Regions from separate parts of the Homo sapiens genome. Here region 1 is linked to region 2. A link is a loop called in an ENCODE intact Hi-C map of the cell type or tissue named here. Cell type or tissue: K562. All regions are shown on one strand. Each heading gives the region's core, and the rest is flanking DNA. Links, peaks and the distances in the headings are about the cores only.

What was found. A loop is a pair of places that touch in the nucleus more often than their neighbours do. Peaks named below come from ENCODE experiments on the same cell type or tissue, not always from the same donor. Only the 100,000 strongest peaks of a DNase experiment are listed, where the experiment ranks them.
Region 1: it touches region 2 in a loop (2.7-fold over the local background); 1 of 110 quality-filtered maps calls a loop at or near these places.

The regions. Positions count from the first base shown.
Region 1 is chr6:20,572,615-20,579,177 of GRCh38, reverse strand. All of the region lies in intron 4 of CDKAL1 (CDKAL1 threonylcarbamoyladenosine tRNA methylthiotransferase), which reads right to left. It overlaps LOC124901273 (a long non-coding RNA gene), which reads right to left and starts at 5,374. Exons shown (of 2, transcript XR_007059491.1): 1 at 5,165-5,374; 2 at 2,668-2,799. In K562, for the core only: no CTCF peak of the experiment used is centred there; a DNase peak (open chromatin) is centred at 3,787.
Region 2 is chr6:20,836,100-20,842,662 of GRCh38, reverse strand. All of the region lies in intron 8 of CDKAL1 (CDKAL1 threonylcarbamoyladenosine tRNA methylthiotransferase), which reads right to left. Among named protein-coding and RNA genes, the nearest start is that of CDKAL1, 300 kb to the right of the region's middle. In K562, for the core only: a CTCF peak has its summit at 2,854; no DNase peak of the experiment used is centred there.

The sequences.
Region 1 (6,563 bases), core at 2,666-5,165, 260 kb after region 2:
TTGAACCCTGTCTCTACCAAAAAAATACAAAAATTAGCCAAGCATGGTGGTGCAGGCCCGTAATGCCAGCTACTCGGAAGGCTGAGCCAGGAGAATCGCTTGAACCCAGGAGGCAGAGGTTGCAGTGAGCCGAGATTGCGCTGCTGCACTCCAGCCTGGGCAACAGAGCGAGACTCTGTCTCAAAAGTTTCATCACAGATTGTATAAGACGAATCTAAACTAGCTACTGCACTTCTTTCTTTCCCACCCAGTAACTCTCTTCCATTGTCCTTTTACACTTTTCCTCCTGTTTCATGATTTAAGCTCATCGATGCCTGCCATAAACAATGCTTAGTACTTAGTCCTGAGAAAACAATCAGAATTTTATATCACAAGACAGTTTCTTTTGTCAAACACCAAGTCAACTTCTTCATCAGATGTCAATGCTTTCACCGAACATGTCTGCCGTAGAGAATTAAGTAAACAACTAAACAAACAATCACAAAACACAATTAAATAAGATAATGTGTGTAAAGCACTGAGCGTAGGGACTGGCACTCAATATATGTGAGTTGCTGTGGAAGTCTACTAACAATCCTCTTAAAAAAGCACTACTCAATCTCTCAACTTTAAGGTAAAAGTAAATTTGTATTTGATTGCTAGTATACACATTTCTGTTGCTAGAAGCAAATCGAATTTATACATGCAACAACATGGATGAATCCAAAAACAGTATCTTGAATAAAAGAAGCCAGACATAAAAGTACATACTATGAGTCCATTCATATGACTCCCAAGAACAAGTGAAATCAGAATCAGAAAGTGGCTGCTGCAGAGGGGAGGGGAAGGGAAAAGGAGGGTTGATGGGAGAGAGGTAGGAAAAATTTTTCTGGGGTGATGGAAATATCCCCTACCTTGTTTGGGGTAGTGTTTACATAGGTGCATAAATGGGAAAAAAAATTCACTCAACTGAATGCTTAAGATCTATGCATTTTATTGGATATAAATTATACCTGAATTTTTAAAAATTTAAAAAGCAAATGCATCAGTATCGATTTTTTGTAATTTAGAGTAGGAATGTTATACATACTTAGGTGGTTTAGGGGAAGGAAGGTTACAATAACTGCATAAGAAATATGGAGTCAGAGATTTATGACATATAGTCCAGGGAAGACAAATACATGTATTTGTTCTTTTTATTGTAACTACACCTAAGACTAAAACATTTTCCCCATCCATCTTCTTGACATCCATCTCCTATTGTCTCTCTGAGTTCTGATCACTGGCTCATTCTTCCACTCATCTTCCCTAGACTGTAGTCTGCTTATACCATGATACTAATAGAGTTAACAAAAAGAAAGGCTATGAATACCCAATCAAAACAGCAATGTTTTTATTAAATAGACCAGCAGCTGTGTGAGCAGAGACTTGTAAATGCATCTGTTCTACAGGATTTTATGTTTAATTCAATTTGTTCAAATCAGAGCACCAAGGCCCTGTAACTATGGGCTAGACAAGGAAATAGTTTTGCTAAACAGAATCCTACATTAACATGGTATTTTGAGAAAAGAATTGTACCTATTCATTCATTCAGTCATTCACACAACAAGCACTTACTGAGCACCTATTCCATTCTAGCTATTATGTACGGTACTGAAAATACAAAGATGAAGTACAGCCTGGTAGAGGTGACAGACATCTGAACAGATGGTTATAATACACTGGCAGGTTCAATAATACACTTAGGCCTGGGGTAGTACTATGAAAGCACAGAGCAAGGAAAGATTTCTTTTGAAGTCTGAAGCTTTTGTAGAGCAAAAAGGTACAAAGTGAAAATGAAAAATATACTCCCACCTAACCCCCGCCCCCTACATGGAGGGCTGCAGCTATATCAGTAATGTTTCATTTCTAAATCTGAGTAGGTGATATATAACTGGTCCTTATTCTCTTAATCCTTTTCTCTGTCAAATAGTTCATAATAAAATGTGTTAATACTGCCACCAGGTAGTACCTATAGACTCGGAAAGCCTTCCCCACTTACAGCTCTTTCTCTCACAACCGATCGCTTGCGGTCACCAAGGTTAGGTCGCCAACAACGAAGGGAAATGTGGAACAGAGACAGAAGTCCTCTTGTAATAGGAGTGTATGGAGGCCTGAAAAGGCAAAAGGAAATAGCCTACCAAGATTTCAAAATACACTACAAAAAAATTGTTAAATACAAAATGGGTATGGAGAACATATTTCAACCTCATTTTAGACATACACAGTAAAAAATTAAAATATATATATACCTGTGCCATATAGAGAAAATAAACATTATCACAAACAACTAATTCCATTCATTCTGACCACTGTTCTCTCAACAAACATTATTGAACACCTGCTCCACGCCACACACAGAGAAAAGCAAGCTCCTGCCTCCAAGGTGGCTACAGTCAAGTGGGAGGTGTCAGTCCTGTGAGCTGACTCCTAAAGTACAATAGGTAGGTTCTATGATAAGGACTAGCATAGAGTTTGCTACAAGGAACATGGGGAAACAGAAGGCGCTAAGCATTGCAAAATTTACCATCTTCACAGGTCACACAAATAAATGCATTACCCAGGAGTAAAAATGCTACAGAATAAAATGAAATGCTGAAAATGCAGAAGACTTGAAGTTAATAAAATAAGAATTGCTTTACCACAAAATCTCATAAAACTGTTGATTTTTATTATACTTCATACCTGATTTCAAAGAGCATAAAATTTTCAGTAATGATGAAACACCAATTGTTCTCCTATTCCATATCCAGGAGTCACGCCATCTTGCTAACACCTCCTCTTAATGGTTAAAAAGAAAAAGAAAATTGACAAAATTCTGGAACTTGTTTAAAAGATAGGTGTCACTATCATGCTGAAAATATCCTAGCTTAAGCCAAAATGACTGACAGAGACATGTGCTGGGGCCTCCAGGCAAAGGTAGACTTCTCATGACTGGAGTAACTGTGTAACATGTTTACATGTATGACATAACTCAGCTATTTATTCTTCTTTTACAGTTCTCACAGACACTAAATAAGATCTTTAAATCAGAGTTTTGGAATGTTCATTTTTCCATCCTCAAAACACTGTTTAATACAATATAAAAGATAAATTCCTTACATATATATGTCTATAGCTAAGTCAACTTAAGGTACTTTTGAGTCAATTAATTGACTTCCCTCTCCTTGTGATCGTATAGTTATGCTGTAAGAACAATGCTGCTCCTTACACACCTCCTCCTCTTAGCATTTGAGAGTTTAAAGGTAAGGGGCACGACAGATTTGTGATGTTTTGATAGAGTGTGTTGCCATGGAAATGACTGCCTTGTTCCTTACGAAGCATCATGACCTCCTTGCAAATGAAACAGGAAAAGGATGATTTCTGAGGATTCAACTGAAAGAAAAATTAATGGCTAGGGAAAAAAAGATCCAGAAACTAAGCAGACAATGTGAAAAATATTGCAATGTCAAGTGCTATACTGAAATATTTTCGAAGAACTTTTAAAAGCTATGACCTCCAAAATAGAAACCCTGTAATCAAAAAGATATAATATTAATGTGAAGATAAACCATAGAAATAACTTGGACCTGTGGTTTCTGAAAAAATATATTACAACCTCAATTCTGATAGATTATGAGAAAAATCATATGAATTTCTGTGGCTATGTTATAAAATTAAATGGATACTTTTTCCCTTCTAAAAGCAGTTTGCTTTCTTTTTTTTTTTTTTTTTTTTTGTGGTGCCCCTGTTTATACAGCTTATCCCTTATCACACTGACAAGACTGGGAACCACAGCAGATGGTCCCCGCAGACATAATTCTAACAGGTTTTTTGTGCAAACAAAAGATAAAGAAAGCTACAGCAATGATTTACTGATATCTAAAGTTGAAAACTGACAAAACACAAACTGCTTTTTTCTTACTGTTTGAACTGTTTATCCTTTAAACTACTAAATAAGATAGATATGGCCAAAATTAAATATGGTTTAAAAACTACAAAACCAAATACTCCAATCTTAACAGCCATTAAGTTCTGTCTTTGAGTTACCTAAATGTCCTAACTTTATTTTTTTTTAATTTTCACCATTGCCTTTGTCCCAGCAAAAGAAAGGATTTATAAATTTCTGCTTTATAAATCCTATTTAGTTATTATATTGTGAAATAAACTACTCATCTGGATTTTTCTTAAATGAGGAGGATGCATTTGAAATGAAAATTCCAAAATATTTTCCCAAGAAAAACTCACTAAAGAATGAATTAACTGAACTAAATCTGGAATCTTAGCTGCAAAGTCTATCCTATTTCAAAATAACCTACCATTTGAACATAACACACCACCAAATGGAAAATGTTCCCAAAATTACTCACCCTTCAAGATTAAAGAGTGTTTTCATACCATAAAACAGAAGCTATTTCATGACAATCTAACTGCAAAGAGAACTGTTTTTATGGTGTACCTGAAAATCCAGCAAGAGCCCCAAACAAAAATATATAATGAAACTGACAAGCATCTGAAATAAACTACCCAGACATCAAGCAAAAATACACCAGACAGACCCACAGGGCTCTTTTAATGTAGGTCATGATTGTCAGACCATAGCAAAAACATGGTGACCCTTGATAAAAATTAACCTTGATTATATGTAATCATGCACATATTTTGCCCTCAGTAAACAGTCCTCTAAAGTAAGTCCAAGGAGTGGATATCACAGTAAACTATGAACTACTTTTCACCAAAGAAAATGTCTGCCCATCATATTTCTATCAGTGGAGGTATAGGGGTACCTTCCATCATAATAGCTCAAGACATAAGGACCCTATACCATCTGAGCTAGGATTACATCCTTTTACTTTCTGAGAGGCTCTGTTTTATTGTGGAAAAATTATAAAAGGAAGCAAATTAAAATCAAATCAGGAATAATAGGCCCCATTATATCATCTATTTTATAGTTTATTTTTGTAGAAATCATTTGCAAAGTCTCTGACTAGGGGAGAGGTCCATATTAAAAAGCTTATTTTCCAATTAATCCAAGCTAATAAAACACTTTATGAAACAATCCATGAGGACAAAAATTCTCCATGCAGAATAATAACGAATATGTTCATATAATATAAACAATTTAGCCACAACTACTTAATTCAGGTAGTGACACCATAATACTAACCATATCAGTGTTGCAAATTTGAACCAGTATGAGCCAGCTAGTTATACTGCCTTCCACAGTCAAAATGCAGATGTTTGATTTTGCTAGCCAGCCATCACACAGGACAACTGAAAAACAGGACCAAGTGGCATACTCTGCTCAAATTAGTGCAAATCCATTACTACTGGAAGAGCAGTGGGTCAAAAAGCTCATCTCTGTACGGCATCCTTATTCAATAGGAACAATAGGTCTTCTCTGTACAATGCTTCCAAATCCAATCTAAAGTCACTGTATGGGTAAAGGACATATTTTTCTGATGTTAAGAACATCCAAAATTCAGAAAATGATAAATATATTAAGCATAATCTAACAGTTGTTATTTGATGTTCTACATCCTAAACCAAATACTATATTTATTTATGAACAGAAAATAAATTCTGTCAAATATAGAAGAAATCTAATTTTGACTTTTACAGTAAAAGTATGGCATCTACTTTAATTCTAAGACAACATATAAATCATCATGCTGATGTATCAGATACAATTTGAAATAAATGCAGCATACTTTCTTTGAACACATATTAGGTTCATTTCCATCTGCCATCTTTTTGGAGCATAAAAAACTCCTTAGCTGAAATATGTTTGCTAATAAATATAACTTGAGGTTTTTGTTGAAATTAAACTGCAAAAGTGTTATGAAAACTGTCATTTGCATACAACTCCAATCACCTACTATTCTCATTATGGTCACTATACTACATATTCTTAATACATAAATAACAAACACTGACCAGCAAGGTAAAATGACAACAACAACATTGAAATCCACAATGGAAATTTCCAATCTGAAAAAACAGATCTCAGATACTTTTTCAAAAAAGGCAAACAGGAAATGTGTAACAATGAGTTGCGCAACATGGTCCTTAAAATCCTGAACTTGCTAAATGTCATCATATTAGAAGGAGACTCTGGCTACAAGCTAATTTAATACTTAAATGTTAATATAATTTCCCCATTACTACATCTGCCATGAATGTTTTCTAACCAATAAAAGCAAGACTAGAAAATGGTATGTATGAGAGAAAAGGAAAATCAGCAATATCCTTGTTACATGTAGTCACAAACATACACTATATCTGGGCCTAGTTTTTTTCTTTTTTTAAACTACTACTATACTTTCAAAAATTGGTGATCATTTGAGCAGAAATAAAGTATGCAATTAGCTTGATTTTTTTTTTCCATCTAAAAATAATATAACTGAAATTAGACTACTATCTTGCCAGGCACATGAAGATTTTTAAGTATAATTTTGCTTAAAATATGCAGAGACTAAATCCTGAAATAAATTAACTTCTTTAGCCTCCACAAAACAAGGAACAAAAACAGCACTGGATAAATCTCGTTATAAGTACTGCAATGT
Region 2 (6,563 bases), core at 1,545-4,044:
ACAGGGTTTCTCCATGTTGGTCAGGCTGGTCTCGAACTCCCAGCCTCAGGTGATCCACCCGCCTTGGCCTCCCAAAGTGCTGGGATTACAGGCGTGAGCCACCACACCCAGCCAACATGATAGTTTTGAAGTTCTAAACTCTTTATTGTATAAGACGGGTTCATCCTATCCACAGTTATCAAAATAATACTGTATATTATCTTAAGAAAGTAAAAATTTCTTAAGAGCACATTTTTTTGACTGCTTGTATGTTTATTTTTAATTTTTGTGGGTACATAGTAAGTGTATATATTTATAGGGTACAAGAGTACGTTTCTTTAAACTTGCTATAACAGTACCAACTCAAGCATCTAATTTGCTATTGTCTTAGCTTTAAAAAGAAGAGATTTGTTATAATACACAGAAAAAAGCCATGCAGTGTAAAATCAGAAAAGAAAGAATAAGCATTTTGATGCTATTTGGTTGAAAAACAGTTTTTCTAATCACCAAGAATTATGTTGACCAATCATTTCAACATAAGAAGCTTCCTATAAAATAAAGAAATTCACAATAGAAACCTTTAGAAGATAGTTTCAGTTATCTGTAAACAATTAAATAATTGTCTAGGAGAAAGAACACTGAGCCAGTTTCTTCAACTGTCAGAAAACAAAAGATCTTTGAAGGTTGACTGCAGAAAGCCAAAACCAAAATGAGATGGCTGTTGAACTACAAGGAAGATGCAAAATCCAAATAGGCCTAGACTGTCCTGATGCAAGGATAAAGCTAGCACACAATACCTACTAATCTTTGCACAGGTTGTTACATGGCCAGAGACCAAGAATGACTAAAACCCTCAAAAGCAGAGAGAGCTTAAGTATTTAATCTGGCAGTATAACCCAGGAGAGTTTTATTTTTTATTATTTTTATTTTTGTAAAAAAGGTTTTTTTTGTAAAGACAGGGTCTCACTATGTTACCCAGGCTGGGTCCCTCAAGTTATCCTCCTGTCTCAGCCTCCCAAAGGGTTGGGATGACAGGCGTGAGCCATCACGCCCAGTTCAACCCTGAAGTCTTAAGAAACACCTATGGTAGAATATTTTTAAATTACATAGACTAAACAAATGAAATAACAATGAATTTTCACAAATTAAAATACTTCAAAGGGTGTAAACACATAATGGTCAACTTAATATCCAAACCACATAAAGCAAGTGAAAACTAAAAGTTTTAACATACCTATTCTTTTTTTGTAAAGAGCATCTTTAGATATTACAAGTTCTGAAATAATTTAAAAATCAGAGTTATACTCTTAAAAAGTCACTCATACTGGTATCTTTTTTTAATGGGGGAAAAAAGGTGACTAATGTGACACAGTCTTCTGGTTTTCTCTGCTTCAGGTCAAAGATAACCTGAATATGCAAAAACCATTTGGACTCAAGCATTAATACTCACAGCCTCCACTTTCCATTCCACTCACATAATTTAATCATGATTTGTTTTTCATAAATTGATAGAGTATGATCTTTCTCAAAGCTTCAAATGTTACAAAATGGCCAGGCATGGTGGCTCACGCCTGTGATCCTAGCACTTTGGGAGGCTGAGGCAAGAGGGTTGCTTGAGCTCAGGAATTCGAGACCAGCCTGAGCAACATAGTGAGACCTTGTCTCCACAAAAACAAAAAACCAATGTTACAAAATAATAAGCCCTTAACAAGAACTAAATCTTGGAAAAGCCATACTGTGGTCTAGCCACATTCTTCCAAACTGAAACACCATCAAGTGAAGAAAAAACAAAAACCCAAGAAACCAAAAGTTCACACAATGTAGGCTGTGCCAGACTTCATTGTTAAATATAGCCTACTGTGAGCCCTCATCTTGGTTTAACTGTTTTTCCAGGAAAATTACTTTTTGATCTTTCAAACGAATACAGGAGATACTCATACCAACAGAATCTGATAAGATCTTCAAATGATAACATAATACCTGTTTGTCAAGATCAAAATTCTCAACAAGCAATGGAAAAATGACATAGTTGAAAAATTAGCTGAATATACTTCCAAAACCCTACCTTCTTTAAGCTTCCTGTGCCCAAAACTCCTCTTGCCTAAAATGAAATCCCTCCACTTGGGTGACTGACTCAATCGTCTCTCCTGTCTCTATCTTCAATTGTGAACTTTCGGAGTTAGTTTCCCCTGCATTAAAATATGTGTACTAAATTGAAACACAATTGCAGCTGTATTTGCTCTTACTCTATTCCCATCAGCTACATCCTTTGCTCCAAAATGTTGTTCCAGCATATTTTAACTCTGTACCTTTTTTTGTTATTCACTTTACTTGAAAGAATTATACTTATCACCTCTCAATCCCTGTAAAAAATCATCACAATCTTTAAAATAGTTTGAGGGGAGAAGTGGCCAGTGATAGTAAAAGACAGCTGCCAAATGCTTGCCAGAAACTCAGTTATGCATTTTACATTAATTGTTTCATTTACCCTCACAGCAATCTTGATATAAGCATTATTATTCTTCCGTAGAGGAAACTGAGGCTCAAAAAGATCAAGAAACTTGCTCAAAGTTATACAGCCAGCCAAGTCAAAGATCCTTCCAATTGCATTTGAATTTCCTTTATCACCAATTGTACTCTGTACTTCTCTTAAGAAACACTGACTTATTCTGTGTAAGAATACATGATTAGTTGCATGCTTATCTCAATATTCTTAAGGAACAGGTATTATCTTCCTTATTTACTATCTGCTATAGCATTTAACACAGTGACTTGTATACTATTAGAATAACAATAAATACACAAATCTCTTGGTGATTTCATAATGGACAGACCAGTTGACAAGCCAATACTGGGCTACACAGCTAGGAGGAGTGCTAGGCAGAAAGGTATCCAGTAAAATACAATGAAGCAGGGAAATGGAAGTCAGGAATCGAGAAGGTACAGAGCAATAATGCAGATCTTGCCAGACAAAGGATCAACAATCTTGTCTTAGAGGTCAGGAAGCTGGGAACAGGAAAGTAAAGCTTGGAGACGAGAGCTGTAAGACAAGGGACCCTACACAGGGTATAAACACACTACAATCTGTACACCATTCCAAGCAGACTATGCAACAAGAGAAATAAAGGGCCTGATAGTCTATCAAAGACCATCCATTTTCAATAGTAACTATTTTTCCAGTTTCTATCAGTAGTTTCCGATGCTGGGATGTCACAGAGCAACACACTTAAAATGCACACACACATAACTGGACATCAAATAGGCTACCGATTTGTTATTTTGCCAAGATAGGACAAAAAAAGTTAAACTATCTTGTACTATCATTACTGTTTTTCAAAAAATAGCACATTTTAAACAACAAAACAGGAGGAATGTCATAATGAAGGCTCACAAATGTAGCTTCATAAAAATCTCATTATATTTTCCTTATATTTCTCATTTTATCACAGGCCAGCAAAAAAATCCATCGAGTTCTACAGAAACTGTTGCTGTAGGTGATTCTTTAACATCTTCCTAAGTTTTCCTTACATTTCTATATTGATCTTTAGAATTAAAGATGTACAGGGGGAAAAAAAAAGCAAGAAAATGGCCTCTTTTAACTGAATATTGGTTTGAATCAGCTAATATGTCAATTGACACACAATATGTAGAATAAATATAATTAATAAGTAGCAGTGATCATTCCAGTTAGAATTTTTTTTTTTTTTTTGAGATGGAGTCTCGCTCTGTCTCCCAGGCTGGTGTGCAGTGGTGTGATCTGGGCTCACTGCAAGCTCCGCCTCCCAGGTTCACACCATTCTCCTGCCTCAGCCTCCCAAGTAGCTGGGACTACAGGCACCCGCCACCACACCTGGCTAATTTTTTTGTATTTTTAATAGAGACGGGGTTTCACCGTGTTAGCCAGGATGGTCTCGATCTCCTGACCTCAGCTGATCTGCCCACCTCAGCCTTCCAAAGTGCTGGGATTACAGGCGTGAACCACTGCACCCGGGCCTCTCCAGTTGGATTTTCAATGTGTTCTATTTGTAGCTAGCAGCTTACTCCCTGGGAGACAAAGTCCCACACCCTTAATAGCAACAACTGTTTTCTAAATGTGTTTACTAAAATAGCATGGTAAAAGATAATGAAATTCCGTCAACCATAAAGTACATACTTTTCCGAAAATTTTCTTTTGTTCCACCTTCGTTGTTATTTTTAGTTTTATAAAGCAATGACAGCAGACAAAAATTAAGGCTAAGATATTATCTATACTTTCCAAAGACAGCAGTAGAGACAGCTGTAATTGTCAAATAATGTTTGTGACATAGACACCTGGTTGGCCATTCAAGCTGAGACCCAGACAAAGTGACACTGTGCTACAGACTTGAGCTAACTTACGAATGTCCAAGCTGAAAACGAAACAGGAACTGTGAACACAACTATACACTTCCTACCATAGTAGGAGATTTTATTTACATAATATATGTATACATTATACATATAAATAGACATATAATTTATCCTTTAAGAATATAATTCTGCCATGTAAGATATATTCCTAATATACCATAAAGTTTAAAAAGCAGTAACAAATACTGTTTTAAAATTATGTAAAGTAGATGTATACATCTATAAAAATGGATGTATACATATATAAAAGTAGATGTATACATATATACAAGTAGATGTATACATATATAAAAATCATATACATAGAAGTATACACACACACACACACACACACACACACACACACACACACACACAATTTCTTCCCAGCTCCACCCCTAACTGTTCTCTATGTCTGGTTTGTTTGGTTTTGGGGTTGTAGGTTGTTTTTGTTTTTTCTTTTTAGGTACACATACCTGGCCCCCTTATCAGATTTACTGAATTAGAATTTGCAGGAATGAAAACAAGGCATATATATATTTATAAAAAGTATTATTATTATTATTATTATATGCTGAAGTGAAGCCAAATTTATGCTAGTATTAGAAATATTTATTTCTGCAGATTAATAGTTAACACTCGTCTGCTGTTAAACTAAGCAAAACTAAATCTGTACTTTCAGATATTCTAAAGGTCAACTTATGGGAAAGTGGTCTCTAGCAAAGACTTACCTAAGGGTTAATCTGAAAATCTGACTAAGCCACAGGCAAAATATACCAACCAAAAAACCTGAATAATGGACCATAAAATATACTCTAAAAGCAAAGGAGTATTAGTGAACAAAACTATTGTTTTTGTTCTCTCAGTGGTTATGGAGGCTGACGTCTGCTGAGGTGAAATCTCACAGGAAACAGTGGTTGAGGCTAATTCTATAACATGTAACAGGTACCATATTTTGGCGCCTGGGATAAAAGGTATTGTTCTAACATGAGTCAAAACATCCTGGGAAAGAAAAAAAAAATCTTATATTTCAAGGGCATTGAAACTAGAAAGCTAAATTCAGATAAAACTTAAATTTCTAACCTGTGTGGGAAAAAACTTAAATTGTTTGGGTCAAATAATGGTGTGAGCAATCACATAAGGAAGAGAGATGACATGTTTTAAAGTGAAATGAAAAAGTAGTGCCTAAGCATTTATGTAATTACCCACCATTTTAACTTCAACAAATTCTCCAAATTCGAGAGCTAACAATTTTAATCAACATTGTAATAATTTCAGTAAAATTCAACTGCCCATCTTTGACTTGGAGATTACTACCTAACGCAGGGCCAGGACAAAGTAGCATTTACCAGAGAGAGAAAATGAGGGAACTGGTAGGGCCTTAGCACACAGTCCACTGGCTATCAAGGCGACTACCCAAATATCCATGAGAAGAAACCTTTCCCACGCGGACCTCAGCTGCACAGTGGTTTAGTGCCTCTTCTCCTACATACACATTACACCTCTTTTCCTTGACTGATGGATAGAATCCCTATCAATTCAGTGAGAGCTCTTTTCTTTATTGGAACAGGAGAAGGGAATGATAAAAACTACCCCCATTAAATACAAGATGTATTTAAAGGAATGTATATTCCTTTATAAAGAATTGTGCTGTTTTCAGAAACATTTGGATGGAAAAGGGAAAAAATGCATCTCAACAGAGGAAATACGTCAATTTAAGAACTTAAATAAGAACATTAAAGAACAGTATTTCAGAGATGAGCAAGGAATGTGCCAGCTGAGAACTTCCATCCCAAGAGGTGGTGATATTCATGGAGTATAACCCTAAAAAGCCAACCTATGACAGAGACAAAAGTGAATCATAAGAAAGACCTGGATTCCCAGATTCTATTCTTTTCAACTGTAATGCCACTGAATATGCTACAGAATAACTGCAACTTACGCTGAATTTTTATATATAACTAACTTAGTGACGGTGCTGCTTTTTTAAAAATGAAAATGTTTGTATAATATGCAAACATTATATTTTTGGTAATATGATGGCTGGAACTCAGCAAATCAGATAGCCTTTGTAACATAATCGTCAGTTTGATTTACTTCGATGCTTTTCTTTTCCCACTGCTAAATCTTGAGGTCATGTCCAAGTGAATGAAATAGTTACTCTACCGAGTCACTATCGAAAAGTGCAGGTGTGGGCTATTCATAGGAGGTACACT